Regions from separate parts of the Homo sapiens genome. Here all the other regions are linked to region 3. Evidence: read pairs that join two places in POLR2A ChIA-PET (ENCODE). Cell type or tissue: MCF 10A. All regions are shown on one strand.

Region 1 (5,000 bases), 83 kb before region 3:
AGGCCAGGAGGGAAATGGACATTTCCTGAGGGCCCATGCAGGGAGCTCGCCATACATTTACACGGGGCAGCATTTGCTCAGGATGCCCATTGACCCTCCAAGCCAGCATTGTAGAGTCAGGCCTGGGAGACAACTCAAAGGCAGAGGTGATCGTGTGTGAGAAGATAAACAAGATGGGAAAACAGTCTCACAAACACGACCAAATGGTCAATCCATCCATCAGTGCAGAAGCAAGGCCAGGATGGATGACAAAGTCCTTTCTCCCCACCTGGAAAATCTTCCATATTTTATAATTTGGCATGTCCTCAAAGCCCTTCAGATGGAATCACAAACTTGTTCAGCCCTGAGCCACAGTGGTGCAGCTTGAAGAAGTGAGACCCACCTTCTTGAGGCCACTTAGCACCTTCCACCCTGCAGGTAACCTGAGTGAGGCCCCCAAAGGCAATGAGGAGAAAAAAAGCGGTTCTGGTCAGGAAACGCTGAGTTCAAATCCATGCTGCACCACTTCAAAGCCAAGGCCTCAGTTTCTTCACCTTTCTGAAGGAGAAGTTAACACTGGCGTCTCAGGACAGTCAACAGGTTGACGCATGGGTGGGAACAGGCGCACCCAGCTCAGGAAGCCACATGGGGCTGAAGGCAAACTGGCCACATCCGCCCCCCACTACCCCCAGCTTGGAAGCCAGGAGCTTAAATCCAGGTACTCTAGTCTGGAGATTTCTCAAATAGCTTTAAACAGAACTACCATTCCACCCAGCAATCCCATTACTGGGTATATACACCCGAAGGAATAGAAATCATTCTACCCTAAAGACACAGGCACTGGTCTGTTCATCACAACACTATGCACAATAGCAAGCATAGAGAATCAACCTAGCTGCACAGCAACAGTGGACTGGATAAAGAAAATATGGTACATATACACCATGGAATACTATGCAGCCACAAAAAAGAATGAAATCATGTCCTTTGCTATGACATGAATGGAGCTGGAGGTCATTATCCTAAGTGAATTAGTACAGGAACAGAAAACAAAATACCTTATGTTGTCACTTTAAAGTGCAAGCCGAACATTGAGTACACATAGACACAAAGAAATGGACAATAGATCATGGGACCTACTTGAGGGTGGAGGGTGGGAGGACAATGAGGATTGAAAAACTATCTTTCAGATATTATGCCAGTCACCTGAATGACAAAATAATCTGTACACCAAACCCCCACAACGTGCAATTTACCCATGTAACAAAGCTGCACATGTACCTCCCAAACCTAAAATGAAAAATTAGAAAGAAAAAAAGAAAATACATCTTAACAAAAAAAAAAAAAAAAAAAACATGCTGAGCCTCCCAGGAAAGTCCAAGAGCCCTGTCAAAGGGATTGGCAAGCAGTTTAGGCTTTTCCAGGAAAAAAGGGGAGCCCAGCTCGAGGCCACAGAAAGCTCAGTCCCCAACCCTGACTCAGCCCTGAGTCATAAGCTAAAAACACGCCTTTGCCAATTGCAGCTCTCATCAGCCATAAGTAATACGGGACTGATGAAAACTGGGTTTTTCACTCAACAGAGGAGGGTATCTCAGGTAATTAGCCATAACCTCATGTATAGATAATTTGCCTTTTCACATGAGCTCTGGCCGCCATGTCTGGGCCCTACCTCCAAAAAAAACTTACACCAACATTAACCGGCAAGATGTGTTTGATTTCAAAGGATTACCCTTCCCCTGTAAGTATTTTGAGTGCAAAATGCTAAATACACAAACACCCTTAATTGGTTTGTTCTAATCCGCCGACTTGAGCCTCTCTAAAAGAATCTTTGCACTTGGTCTCTGCAGCCACCTTGCATTTGCTGACGGCTCTGCTCTGAGCTCATCTCTGAGCTAAGCATTCCGTAGGCTGGAAAGAAGTGGAGAGGTTCCTGTTTTGATCTATCATTTGTTCATTCATTTCTTCACATCACAGCTACTGGGAACCCACCATGTACCCTAGATGAGGAGCAGAGAACTCAACTTGGAGAAATTTAAAATTGAAATGGGTGGCAGAGACCAAGTCTGATCACTTCCTTTTACAGATTGGAGCCCTGAGGTCCAGCCTTGCCTAAGTTCACCCAGCAAGTTGATGGAGGAGCTAGGAGTAGAAGCTGGATCCATGCCTCCTGGCCTGCTGAGGAGGCCACAGAAATCCTAGCTATGACCTCCCCTGCTTATGGGGGGCAGGAGCAGCCCCCCACTTTCTCTTGGGCACACCAAGACCTCTGAGTTTGTGCAGAGGCCGGGGATGCTCCTGCCAAGTGGCTAACTGCACAACAAGGTCTTCCCCGGCCAGGCCCCTGACTAACCGCCGATCCCGCAGTCCAAGCCCTGCCCCAACTGCAGGACACTCCTGGGAGAGGTTCCCCAGGTTCCCATGACTAAGGCGGCTCTCCCAGGACAGCTCTATTTTTCACATTGTGCCGATGTCGCAATGCCCAGCCAGATGAAGCAAGAGGGACATTCGGTGTCTACCCAACATTTCCAGAGAAGCTCAGGGAAAACTGCCAAAAGCCAGAATTCCTCGGGGCTAACTCCCAGCTCCCCTAATTCCCCAGCTCTTTCTTCAGCATCAAAACCCCTTCCTTTCCTTTTAACTCTAACAATCTCGGTGGAGAAGTGGAAACAGAAAGAGCCGCCTGTGCTGGCTGAGCAGCTCCCGGAGCAGGGCAGGAGGCCAGGCTCGTGGCACCAGGATCTCGGGGTATGGCTGGGGGTTACTGTCTGCCTCATCTTACACATAAGGAAACCGAGGCGCGGAAACTTTAACGGATTTGCCCAAGGTCACCTGGGGAGTGATTGGCAGACCTGGGTCTGGAACCAAAGGTTTCTCTGATGATAACATTAAAAATACGAGCCAACCATGAGCATTCACTTGTGTGGCACAGGTTTGAGTCCTGGCTGGGTTATTACTCATTGGATCCTCACAACAAGTGTATGAGGTAAGAAGCTTCAGTTCCCCATTTTATACCCTAGCAAACTGAGATGCACACAGGTGAAATACCCTGCCCCGGCCACACAGAAGTGCGGGGCAGAGCTCAAACCCAGGTTCCCCATCACTACAGCAAAAGCGCCTAACTTCTCTCCGGGTGGCTCCGCCATACCCTCTCCACTCATGGGAGCTTTGGTGCTACTCAGCCCTGCATGCTCCTGGGGGGCTCCCTTCTCCTAAGGTCCAGGTTTCCATCGGTGAAATGGAACCCTGATGGCTCCCTCACAGCACACAAGATGACAAGGACCTGATAAGAAATTGTGAAATCTCTCCTCTCCTCTGTTTTCTTGTCCACCCCCAAATCCACATCTCACTCAAGTCATACATGTCCTGGAAGCCCGGGTTACTCATACCCATCCCCTAGACACAGTGAAGAGCAGTTAGTCGGTGAAAGGAAAACAACAAATGGTAAGTCTAAAGCCAGAGGGGCCAAGTCCAGGCTTGATCATGGAGCTATTGGGTGGCCCCAAGCAAGCCCTTCCCTGAGCGGGCCCACTGTTCTCATCTGTAACATAAGCCCATGGATAAGAACAATCACATGTGTCCCTTTCAGTGTTACCAGCTTAGGGCTCTGAAATTCAAAAGATGATTTTAAGCCACTGGCTTCCTAATTCAATAGACCAGAGGTATCGATGTGTTCATTCCCTCCTCCTCAAGAAAAGACAGCAGAAAACCTCTCATTGAGCAGCTAGGATGTGCCTGACACATGAAAAATACTCAATTAATATTAGTTTAGTGAACAAAGGAATTCTTTTGTTTCACTGATTTGTGCATTCCCTCATGAATGAGTGAATGAATGAATTAGTGAATGAATGAATGAATAAGCGAGTGAATGAATGAATGAGGGAATGAATGCAAGTCCTAGGCCCAGAGTTTGGTGCTCTCAGATCCAAGCATTGAGCTCTCATAATTAAGGTGCACTGCCTCTGGCTCGGAAATAAACTAGCCTCGCACCCTGGAGGCATATCTATAAACATCTCCGCACCTCTGTTTTCCTCTTTGTAAAAAGGACCCATTGAAACCTACATGAACCAGGTCCTCGTGTGGCTTCAACAAGGTGCCTGGCCTGCAAATAAGAGAGCCTGGCTGCACTCAACAACCACCCTTATTATTTATTTTATCATAAATAGCTATAATTTAAGGCTGACAGTAGTGAGCACTGTTCGAGGGGGGTAGACAAAGTGTTGTGGAGGTTGATTGGAAACTGAAACCATCCCTTCTTCCAGTCGGGGGGCGGCATCTGAGCAGAGAGCTGACTTCAAATGGGACCCATAGTGAGGTGTGGATGTAGGAGAGGGAAGGTTCTAGGGTGGAGAACAGCAGGAAGGACAACAGAGGGAGGAATCATGGATCGCCTAGGAGAGGGGCTGGTTCATCTACCATTCAGTGGAGCATTTGGCAAAGGTGAGTTGAGAACCTACTAGCACAGCTTCCCCACACTGAACAGGTAAGATTTGCTCCTGGCCTCACAGATCTCACGGTCTACGGGGTGCCTAGACAGCTCTGGCCACCACAAGTGTGCCCCATATTGCAGCAGGGAGTGGCCTGGGAGAAGGAGAAGTTCGCACTGTCGTGGGAAGTTGACAGCCCAGTCGCAAGGAGCCATGACTCCCAAGTTAGGGAGGTAGAAAGACCTTCCCTTGTTAGCAAGGGGAGCCATGGAGGAGTTTTGACCAGAAAAGTAGTACAAGTGAAAAACAGCTTCAGAAAGATGAAGTTCACAGCGGTTCAGACAAAACATTTCACACAAGAGAATCCTGAGGAGACAAGGAAGAAGACAGCTCGAACGGGATTCCAGGTAGAAGGGAAAGGATGACAGAAGGCATGGGCAGGGAAGGGAAGGACAGAAAGATGGTGGTGGTGGAGTGGTGAGAAGGAGGCCAATGAGGTGAGAGAATGACAGGGGGCTCAGGCACACCAGACCCACAAGGAGCAGCAGGCTGGCAGGGCAGGTGCTGGCCTGAGGTCGGGACACATTGCATTTTGAG
Region 2 (5,000 bases), 63 kb after region 3:
CAGACTATCAAGCAATTCTCCTGCCTCGGCCTCCTGAGTAGCTGGGATTACAGGAGCGTGCCCCCAAGCCTGGCTAATTTTGGTATTTTTTAGTAGAGATGGGGTTTCACCATGTTGACCAGGCTGGTCTCAAATTCCTGACTTCGTGATCCACCAGCCTCCGCCTCCCAAAGTGCTGGGATTACAGGTGTGAGCCACCGTGCCCAGCCAAAAATGTACTTTTTTAGGCATCCATTACTTAATATCTTAGCCCGGACATCTATATGGGGAGGCTTATTATGTTTCCGATTCTGCAAATGAAAAGAAGAAGGTTCTGAGAGGGTAAGTGACTTGTCCAAGATCAGAGCTAGTGGACGGTCACTGCAGGAGTCCAGCCCATCCTCCTCCAAAGTGCAAACTTTTCCCAGGACAGTCATTAAAATCACATGGGGCTATTAGATCCAGCCTTCTTCCCCATTCACTGAAGGCCAAGGTTGGTCGGGTTTCACCACATGCCCCCAAATCCATTTAGTCCATTGATCCCACTGTAGGCCCCCATCTCTCACTCCTCACCCCTTCCCACCAGCACTCTTCACCACAGGCAACACAGCCAGGGCAGGCTTTGCTTCCAACCCCAGCCCTTTATCTTCAACGATAATTTCCACTCCAAATATGTGTGGCAAAATACAGGAAGCCTCTTTTCACTGGGGCCGGTGTTTGGGGCAGCTTTCCCAGCATGCGTATATTTGCTAGTTCAATCCCTCCTTGAATACACTGGGCCCCTCAGCTGTGGGCACTCTGCACTGACTCCCACCGACACAAGTTGTTAAATCCTTTGTGTCAGACAAGTGGTTGGCACTTCATGAGCACCTAAGATGCATACCACGTGTGTTTCAGCTCTGACCCTATTCCCTGGGCCCAACGGCACTAAGATAGGGTCCTAGGCAAGATGTCCTCTCCCATGGTGGGCACCAGCCACCCAGACTTGGCCACTGCACAGTGGGTGAGAACACAGACCCTGGGCGGAGTGGGGCTTGAAATTCAGCACTGCCAGTTAGTAGCTGTGTGACCTCAAGCAAATCACCTCACCTCACTAAGCCCATTCCTCTAACTGGCAAGTGGGGACCCTAATAGTAACTTTAGGGTAATGCACTACAGTGTTGCAATGGGCTTAGTGCTTAAACTAGTGCATAGTAAGAACTCAAGAAATAGTATTATTTTCTCCTCTTCCTCCTCCTCCTCTTTCTTCTCCTTCTTTCTTTTTCATTATTAAACACAGAATTCTACAAACAAAAATCACCACCATTTGCCCATCACATTTTTACTCTATGCCCAGCCATTCACACGAGTATCTCCATTCCTCAGAGCACGCCCGCACTCCCCCCGACTCCCCCACGGCACAGGCCTTCTCATTAGAAAGGGGAAACCAATGCTCAGAAGGGACAGTCTATGGCCCAAAGTCTCACACCTCAAGATGAATTGTGGGTCCAGAAACCCAACCGTGTTCACTAATGCCCCTGCCAGCCCTCTTCTTCCACAAACACAATCCTAATAAGTCCAGCTTGTAAGTAGCCATGTGCACAGATGATCTGTCATTCTTGTAGGAGTTTTGTAACATTTTTAGATTGCGATTTGCTGACAAAGGTTGGGGATTCTATACTCAGAACTGTCAGCACATTCCTGGGGTGGGAGAAGTCAGCCCCCGCTAGTGCCACAGCTAACCACGGCCCCACCCTGCACCCCACCCCATCCTCGCCCCACCAAGGTGGCCTGGCTGGGTCAGGTGGACCCAGGCCAGTGTCTCAGAACCCCTGGCAGGAGCATCCAAACTGAAGGATTCTTCAGGCGAGGTGGCCCCGGTCCAAGGGATTGACCAAGTGCCCCTCCCTAGCCTCCACGCCTCCAAGACTGCATTTTTGAGGACTGGTCAGGACAAGGTGAGGAGGAGCACTGCTGGCTCTCCCTTGGGCTCTAGGCACGCAACGGAAAGAAAGCTTTCAGGCCCTGGAGGGCAGGGGTGGGAACTCTCATTTTTTCTAGGAGATTCCCAGCACCAAGCCGGGCGGCGTGCTCTACAGGTGTGCTGTTTAGGAAGCAAGCCAACCCATCCCGCCACCAGGGCCAAGCCCCGAGGACGAGGACTCCAAGGAGGAACAGCAGAACATCCCAGAACAGAGGGGCAGTCTTGCAACTGGGACCCAGACACAGCTTGCTTTGAACTTGACTTCAGGAGATCTGGAGCAACCCGAGCTATTCCTCTAGCAGTGGGAAGGGGTAACCCACCCGCCCACGAGCTCCTTATGGGGAAAGTAAAACCATCCATTCATTCACCATCCTGTCCTGGAGACTTTACCACATGCCCGTGGAGCTTGTCCCGCACCCCCTCAATCACTCGAAATGTATTTTAAGAAGCACCTACTGTGTCCTGCTCACTTTCCCCTCAGTCTGAAATCTACTCCCTCACTCATTCACTCATCTCTCGCTTTCAGCACTCACTGAAATGCCTGTGCTTAGTGTGACTTTCACTGTCACTGGGCGTAGACTCCACTCGGTTATTCACTCAGGCATTTATTCACCTTTCCATTCATTCCACACACATATTAAATACCCAGACGTTCTAGGCAAACTCATCTTTTAGTCTGGAATTTCCTTATGAATGAATGAATTCTAAGCTAAGGGAAAATTAGAACTATAGTGTTTTCTCTGTAGGGTGGGTGAATTTTGAACTCTCATAAATGCAGGTTTTAAGTGGGCTTGCCATAGCCAACCTTCTGCTACAATTATACCATGGGACACAGTGACCCTGGATTGCCACTTTCTCTTCCCAAACAAGGACCCACAAAGGAAATTCTATGGGAACTAGAAATGTGCTTCAGAATTTCCCTTTTACAGGGACATCCTTCACGAAGACATACGGAGGCCCCTCACTCTCAGAAAGATGGAGAAATGTCCCCACAGCAGCTTCATGGTTGTGATAAATGGGAGCAAACAAGATCTCCATGTCTTAAAAAATTAAAAAAACAGAAAACAAAAACAATTCCATGCACCACCTGTACCTGAGTCAGCATGCCCAATTTTAAAGTCAGAGTGCAATGGCCTGCAGGCCCAAGCATCCAATTCTATAAATACAGACAAGCTGAAAGCCAAAGGCCAGACCATCCCAATCTGTCACCCTTTCTACATGGATAAATTATGTACAACCCTCTGGATGGATACGCCCAGAGGCCTGAGGTCCTGTCTGAGCAATTTGGATCCATTCTCTGGAGTTAACCTGGGGTCCCACTCTCCCTGCCAACCGCTCCCCAGCCCGCCCTCCCCACCCACCCCTCCCTACCTGCTGTGTCCTTTGGGCAGACCAGGTGTGCTCCGTGATAGATTGCCCAATGGGCCCCTTGGTCCTGGAGGCGGCTGAGCCCTAGGGGTGGGAAGCATTCACTGGGCCCTTGACAGACAGCGGGCACGTCAAAGCTGGAAATGAGCCTGTCTCTAGGGGTTGCGCATTTCATGTGAGTTGCTGGGGCTCCCTCCCAGCTTCTTTCGTGGGAAGCTGATCAGACCACACCCTGTGCCCCCACCCTCCCATTTCCCCTCACCCCCTTCTGGGCCTCACCATGGGCCCCTGAATGCATTTGGCTCAATGTATGAAAACCAAGTTTTAGCCAAAGAGCAACAGAGAGGAACCAAGTTTTCTCCCATTTTAGACTTTTCTCTGTCATCTTAAGATGAAATCAGAAGGGTGCCGTGTCTCCAGCCAGCTCCTGATAATTCAGAAAGAGGGTTGCCAGTCATTTAAAAGGAGACACAGCATCTTTAATAAATTTAATCCACATCTGATTACAGAGGAAGAAAGTGCTCTCTCTCTCTCCTCTCCTCTCTCTCTCTTTTCATCTTACAGGGCTGGAATATTGCAATAAGTGTTCAATCTGGGTTTTTTTTTAAATAAGATTTGCTAAAGGTCAATGTATCTCCTGGCCACATATGCAGCAACATTCAAATTTCCCCAGCTCAGGAATAAAAAGATTCTATCGTTAAAAATAAAAGAATAAGGACATCTCTCGAGCCCATGGGGGATTTTGGAAAGAGGAGACATTTCGTTATCAACGCGCAATCACGTGATTTTTAAGCAGTATCTCTAATCTGCTTCCCCCCTCCTGCCCCCCGCAACCCGTCCACCCCCCACCTCCCTCATATCCCCCCCTTCTTTTCACATCAAGGTCTTTTTATCTTCCAATTTTGCATCTAAAGATGAGGTGAATACCATTAGCTCAATTCAACCTCAAGTGTAGTCAGATGGGCCTGTGATTTCTGAACAGCGCTGTCTAAGGTCACATTAAAATGTATAAGTGCATTTCGATTCCTGAGAAGGGGGCTTATTATCCACCCGTGGTGGAAAAGAGGAATGTCAGTGGCCACAGACTTGGGTGAAAACAAAAGAGATACCAGAATTCCAGTCTTTTGTCAGCAAGCTTCTCTGGTTTCTTTTCAGGAGTCTCCTGCCAGCCCTGTAGATAGCTCTGCAGACTGCAAACCTAGGCCTCTCGCAAAAAAAAAAAGAGAGAGAGGAAAAAAAAAATCACTTAAAAAAAAAAAACAAGTTTAACTGGCTTCCCCTGCACCTCCTAATCCTCCTTATTTTTTCATTTAACTCTTTCAGTTAGTCGGCTTTGCCGCTTACTTTACATTATAAATGGTTATTTCCTTGAGAGAGAAAATGGGGTTTGCTGTGTTCTTATTGCTTGTTTGTTTGTGATAGGATTTGGATGTGTGTCCCCAACCAAATTTCATGCTGAATTATAATTCCCAGTGCTGGAGGTGAGGCCTGGTGAGAGGTGATTGGATCATGAGGGTGGATTTCTCAGGAATGGTTTGATGCCATCTCCTTGGTGCTGTTCTCATGATATTGAGTGAGTTCTCATGAGATCCGGTTGTTTAAAAGTGTGGCACCTCCCCCCCTCCCTCTTCCTCCTGCTCTGGTCATGGACACTGCTCCTCCCCCTTCTCTTTCCACCATGATTGCAAGT
Region 3 (5,000 bases):
GGGTGTCGTGCATTACAGTGAGGGACTCCTAAGGACAGTTTCCACTGTCCTGTGATAAGCCGACCTCGGGGACCTCTGAAAGGTCATCTGCTGGCCCAACCCGGGGTCCAGTGGACACGTTTCAGGGGCTGGGGCACTGGCGCTTCTGGGAAGCAGGAAGAGGAAATGGCAGGAAGGTGAGGAGCTGCTCGGCCCCAGTCCTAACCATGAGGATGCCTCCTCCCTAGTCACAACCAGCGCCATCTCTTTTATGGAAGTGAACCCCAAACTTCCAATAGGGTACTGACTTAGACACTCTGGACTCTATCTTTTAAGGAAAGGGGAAAGAAAGGGGAGGGGGAGGAAAAGGAGGGAGGAAGAGAAGGAAGGGAGAGGGAGAAGGGAAGAGGGGAAGCGGAGGACAAAGGCGCCCCTTGCTGCCTCCTCCTCCCTCCCTCCCTCTGCCCCTCCCCCTCCCTGCTCTTTCTGCGCCCATATTGACCCTCCAGGCCACCGTCTCCAACTTGGCTAACAGGCTGATCTTTCCAAAGCACCAAGAGATCACGTCACCTCCCACTTAAAACCCTCAGTCTCGTGCCACCAAGAGGATAAAATCCTCTTCTGTCCTAAGCTTCCGAGCTCCCCTAGAATCTGGCCTGGGAGACCCCTCCTGAAGCCCCGCCCGCCCAGGGCCATGCACACCTCCCCAGACACCAGACGTCTCAGGGTTTACACGGGGTGCCCTCCGCGGCCCCCTTCCTGTCTTCACATCTATGTATTCTGTGTATCATTACCCCAACCTCTGATGGAGAAACAGGTTCAAAGTGATTGAGTCGCATCCCCAAGGTCGCACACGGATAAGCAACCTAAACCCAAGTCCTCATGCTCTCTTCCCCTGGGAGGGGTCGGACATGGAGGCCCGCAGGCGTTTTCTCCACCTTCCACAGCCTTGATTGTGCGGAGGCAGCAGCGCCACCCACAGGCAGCTCTGGCTTGAATCCCAGCTTCCCCACTTCACCTGGGGGACCTTTGGTGGGTCACTGAACCCTTTGGGCTCTTCATCTGTAAAGCGAACTAAGAACACAGCCTGGGCTGACGGGGAGGATTACTGAGAAGGAGAAATGCCATTTCCTGGGCCTTTTGCAAAATGTGTAACGGACATCCGCTAGCAGAAAGTCTGAAACTAGATTTCACCACTTGGGAGGTGGGAGAGCGGTGGGTAGGGGGGTTTGATCTGAGCCACCCCAGATTTCAGGGCCAACGCTGATCTGGAAGCTCCTGGGGACTTCTGAGACTCTCCATCCCCTGGCATTAGAAAATGTACAGGGAAGCACGCTGGAAACCAGGAAGCTCTAGGCAAGTGTAGATTACCATGACCAAGCCTGGGCTGGGAAGAGGAAGAGAGGACAGAGCCAGGCTGGGAGGGAGCCAGAAAACACTCTTGTGGGCTGGGCTCTAGCAAAAAGTGCTGATTTGGGGAATCCGTGGATTAGAGAAGAATCTCTTTGCCTATATCTTGCTGTGTGACCATGGGTAAAGTCCCAAACTTCTCTGAACCTCAGTTCCCACAGCTATAAAACCAGGATATTGGGCCAGCCTCCTAGATCTTTGCAGGTATCAGCTGTCTATGAAGTGTCACCCACTCGTACCACCTCTGTTCCGTGAGACACGGTCACCTCACCACCTTGGGAGGCGTTGTTGCTTCCATTTCCAATGTGAGCAAACGGAGGCTCTGTGAACCGTGTTCCCAAGGTTGCAGAAGGAGAAGGGGCCGGGCCAGAAGCAGAACCAGCTCCATCTGCCCTCCAGGGCGGTGCTCTGCCGCAGTCCCTGAGATGGCTGCCCTCCCTCCGTGCAGGCGCTGGCCTGAACAGGCTGGCCCAGGGCCCCCCAAGCCTTCCATGCTGGTGGGAGGGCCGCCTGCACAGCCAGTGCGTCCTCCTCGGCGGCCCGTGCCAAGCAGCCCTGCCCAGACCGCACGAGGAGCTGGCCACGACCTGCCAGGCCCGCTAAGCCCCTCCCGCCTGTTTCTCATTTAGAGCAAGCCCCGGCTGCAGCCCAGACATTCCAGAGGGGACAGTCAGACGCCAAGCCCGCCCATGGCTTGGGAAACCGGGCTGCAGGCAGCCCCGTGGTCAGGAAGCTCCACAATGTTTTCCCCTCCCTGTCGACATTTTAAAAGTTGCTTAACCCCTGGAGAAGTCTGGTCCACTCTTTTGGGGCCCGGCTGAACTGAGCCATCCCTGACCCTGGCATTCAAGGGCTCCATGGCCAGGAATAAAAATGACTCTGTAGATGAGCTGGACTCCCCATGGTTCCCAGGCTCTCCTGGCTCAGACCTCCTTCTCCAGCTCTTTGTTCTGGCTGGTCTCCACCTCTGAGACAGCCTCCCTTCCAGCTGGGAGTCCTGAGGCTTCCTGGTGGAGGAGGCATCAGAACAATACAATTGCCACTAATTAGGTGTCAGCTGCTGGCTGAAGTGAACACCCCCACTTACCCCCGCTCCCAGAAGATGCAGGTGGAATCGCTCTAGCTGTCCCTGGAAGAATCCTACCCTTCACACAGCCTTGAGTGCGTTAATTATAGATTGCCGCCTAATGACATAAGTAGCGTTCCTGAATTCCGCCAAAGTGACAATTTGCCATCAACATAAAGCCGCTGCCCGCGCTGCTAGCTGGCCGGGCATCCGGGCGCGAGGCTCTGCGCTCCTCCCGGCCCCTCCCTCCGCCACCCTGCCCAGCACCTGGATGACGCTTGCTTGGCTTGCTAGTCAAAATACATCCTTTTCCCTGTCACCGCTGCCATCTCAGCCCCCAAAAGTAGGGCCTCTTCTTTTTTCCTTCATCTTTTTTTTTTGCCCTGATTTATCAACCCTTGCTGATGGAACCAAGGGCTTTTAAAAACTGTTCCCACAGAATGGCAGTTCCTCAAAAAACTAAAAATAGCATGATCATTGGTCCCAGCACTTCCGCTTCTGGGTATACACCCAGAAAATGAGAGGCAGCATCTCCAACAGATATTTGCACACCCGTGCACACAGCCGCGCTTTTCACAATAGCCGAAAGGCCCAAAGACAGCGGAAGCAGCGCCAGAGTCCCTGGACAGATGAATGAGTAAATAAGACATGGTGTATATGTACAGTGGAATATGGTTCCGCCTTAAAAAGGAAGGAGATTCTGGTGTGTTCTACAACGTGGGTGAACCTTGAAAACACTATGCTAGGTGAAATAAGCCAGACACAAAAGGATAAATACTGTAAGACTCCATTTATACAAGATACCCAAAGTGGTCAAAATCATAGACAGAAACCAGAATGGAGACTTCCAGGGGCTGGGGGAGTGGGGAATGGGGAGGTGTTATTTAATGGGGACAGAGTTTCTGTTTGGGAGGACGAAAGGAGAACTCCTTGTAGCAAATGAAGCCAACACAGAGAAAAGCAGAAGTGTGGGGATATGTCAGGGAGAGAGAGAAAGAGGGAGAGAGAGAGAGGGAGAGGGAGAGTCAGGTGGGGGTGATTGTCACTGTGTCTGAACACCTGGATCCAGCCATGCCTGAAGCTAGACTTATCTCCTTGGACTTTAATGCATTCCATTTTATCCTTAAGCCATTTCAAGTGGGGTTTCTGTCACTTGTACCCAAAATAATCCTGTTTGATAAGAAATGGATTTTCACAATTAATCCATGTCAACTTTCGCCCCCTGGGGTTCCCTCTCCCCGTATTCCTTAGGGTATTCTAGATGGATGTACCATTCATGGGACACAACAATGTGAATGTACTTGATGCTACTGAAAAACTGCTGAGATGGTCAATTCTATGTCTATTTCACCACCATTTTAAGCATTGGTTTAAAAAAAAGAAAGCAGTTCCCCATCTCCCCGACAGGGGACCATCTGAGGCTGGGGAAGGCAGAGTCTCCGACAGGCCCTGAGCCTCTCCCAGGGCCCGGGGCAGCCAGAGCTCAGACCCAGCTTGGTCTTCTCAAGGGCCTGCAAAGGGAGTGAGGCGAAGTGGCCGGGCCAGGGATGCATGTGCTGTAAGAAGCAGGGCAAGGATGGGAATCCAACCCTGACACCACTGATGTGGCCTCTCTGCAGGACAGAAAAACACATTCAATAAAGGAGACTCCTCCGCCCCTCCCAGAGACTGCACCGGATGTGATGCAGCTGGAAGAAAGGAAGTTCCTTCCGTAAGATCTGACAATGAAAGTTTGTCTATCTGTTCCCCAAGCCACACACACACACACGGGACAGGGACAGGACAGGGGACAGGGACAGGACAGGGGACAGGGATGAGGGCCACATTCTCCTTGACCAGGTCCCTTACTTAACCACCCTAATGGCCCCCCACAAATGCAGAGCATGATGGGAAAGCACAATAATGGGCCAGGCATGGTGGGTGATGGATGTGTTTTCGTCTGACCAGCCACCCTCCCCTTAACTATGCCTGGGCCATGTGGGTTGGCCAAGGCTGCCCCATCCCCAGCTCCAAGGTGGGCACATGACCCAGGCCTGGCCAACGAGAGCCTGACCACCAAATGACCGTAGATGGCCTCAGAGACAGACATGAAGCCGAAGTGAGTCAGTCACAGGAAGTATACTCCAGACCCTTAGCTGGAATGACTGAGAAATGTGCTGCCTCCTTCCTCAAGGCTGAATGAGCTGCTAAGTTTGGAGCTGCTTGTGCCATCTCTGCCACCTTGTAGCAAATGAAGCCAACACAGAGAAAAGCAGAAGTGTGGGGATATGTCAGGGAGAGAGAGAAAGAGGGAGAGAGAGAGAGGGAGAAGGAGAGGGAGAGGGAGAGGGAGAGTCAGGTGGGGGTGATTGTCACTGTGTCTGAACATCTGGATCCAGCCATGCCTGAAGCTAGACTTATCTCCTTGGACTTTAATGCATTCCATTTTATCCTTAAGCCATTTCAAGTGGGGTTTCTGTCACTTGTACCCAAAATAATCCTGTTTGATAAGAAATGGATTTTCACAATTAATCCATGTCAACTTTCGCCCCCTGGGGTTCCCTCT

Evidence for each region. Peaks named below come from ENCODE experiments on the same cell type or tissue, not always from the same donor. Only the 100,000 strongest peaks of a DNase experiment are listed, where the experiment ranks them.
Region 1: POLR2A ChIA-PET joins it to region 3 with 14 read pairs; 4 of 35 experiments call an interaction of 5 or more read pairs at or near these places.
Region 2: POLR2A ChIA-PET joins it to region 3 with 13 read pairs; 2 of 35 experiments call an interaction of 5 or more read pairs at or near these places.

What each region holds. Positions count from the first base shown.
Region 1 is chr14:98,951,335-98,956,334 of GRCh38, forward strand. No RefSeq gene overlaps it. Among named protein-coding and RNA genes, the nearest start is that of LINC02914, 240 kb to the left of the region's middle. In MCF 10A, no CTCF peak of the experiment used is centred here; DNase peaks (open chromatin) are centred at 1,437, 2,457 and 2,897.
Region 2 is chr14:99,097,539-99,102,538 of GRCh38, forward strand. No RefSeq gene overlaps it. Among named protein-coding and RNA genes, the nearest start is that of BCL11B, 170 kb to the right of the region's middle. In MCF 10A, no CTCF peak of the experiment used is centred here; a DNase peak (open chromatin) is centred at 1,923.
Region 3 is chr14:99,034,102-99,039,101 of GRCh38, forward strand. The region is part of intron 1 of LOC107984696 (a long non-coding RNA gene); the gene reads right to left. Among named protein-coding and RNA genes, the nearest start is that of BCL11B, 240 kb to the right of the region's middle. RefSeq lists an enhancer at 4,319-4,819. In MCF 10A, no CTCF peak of the experiment used is centred here; DNase peaks (open chromatin) are centred at 1,400 and 2,050.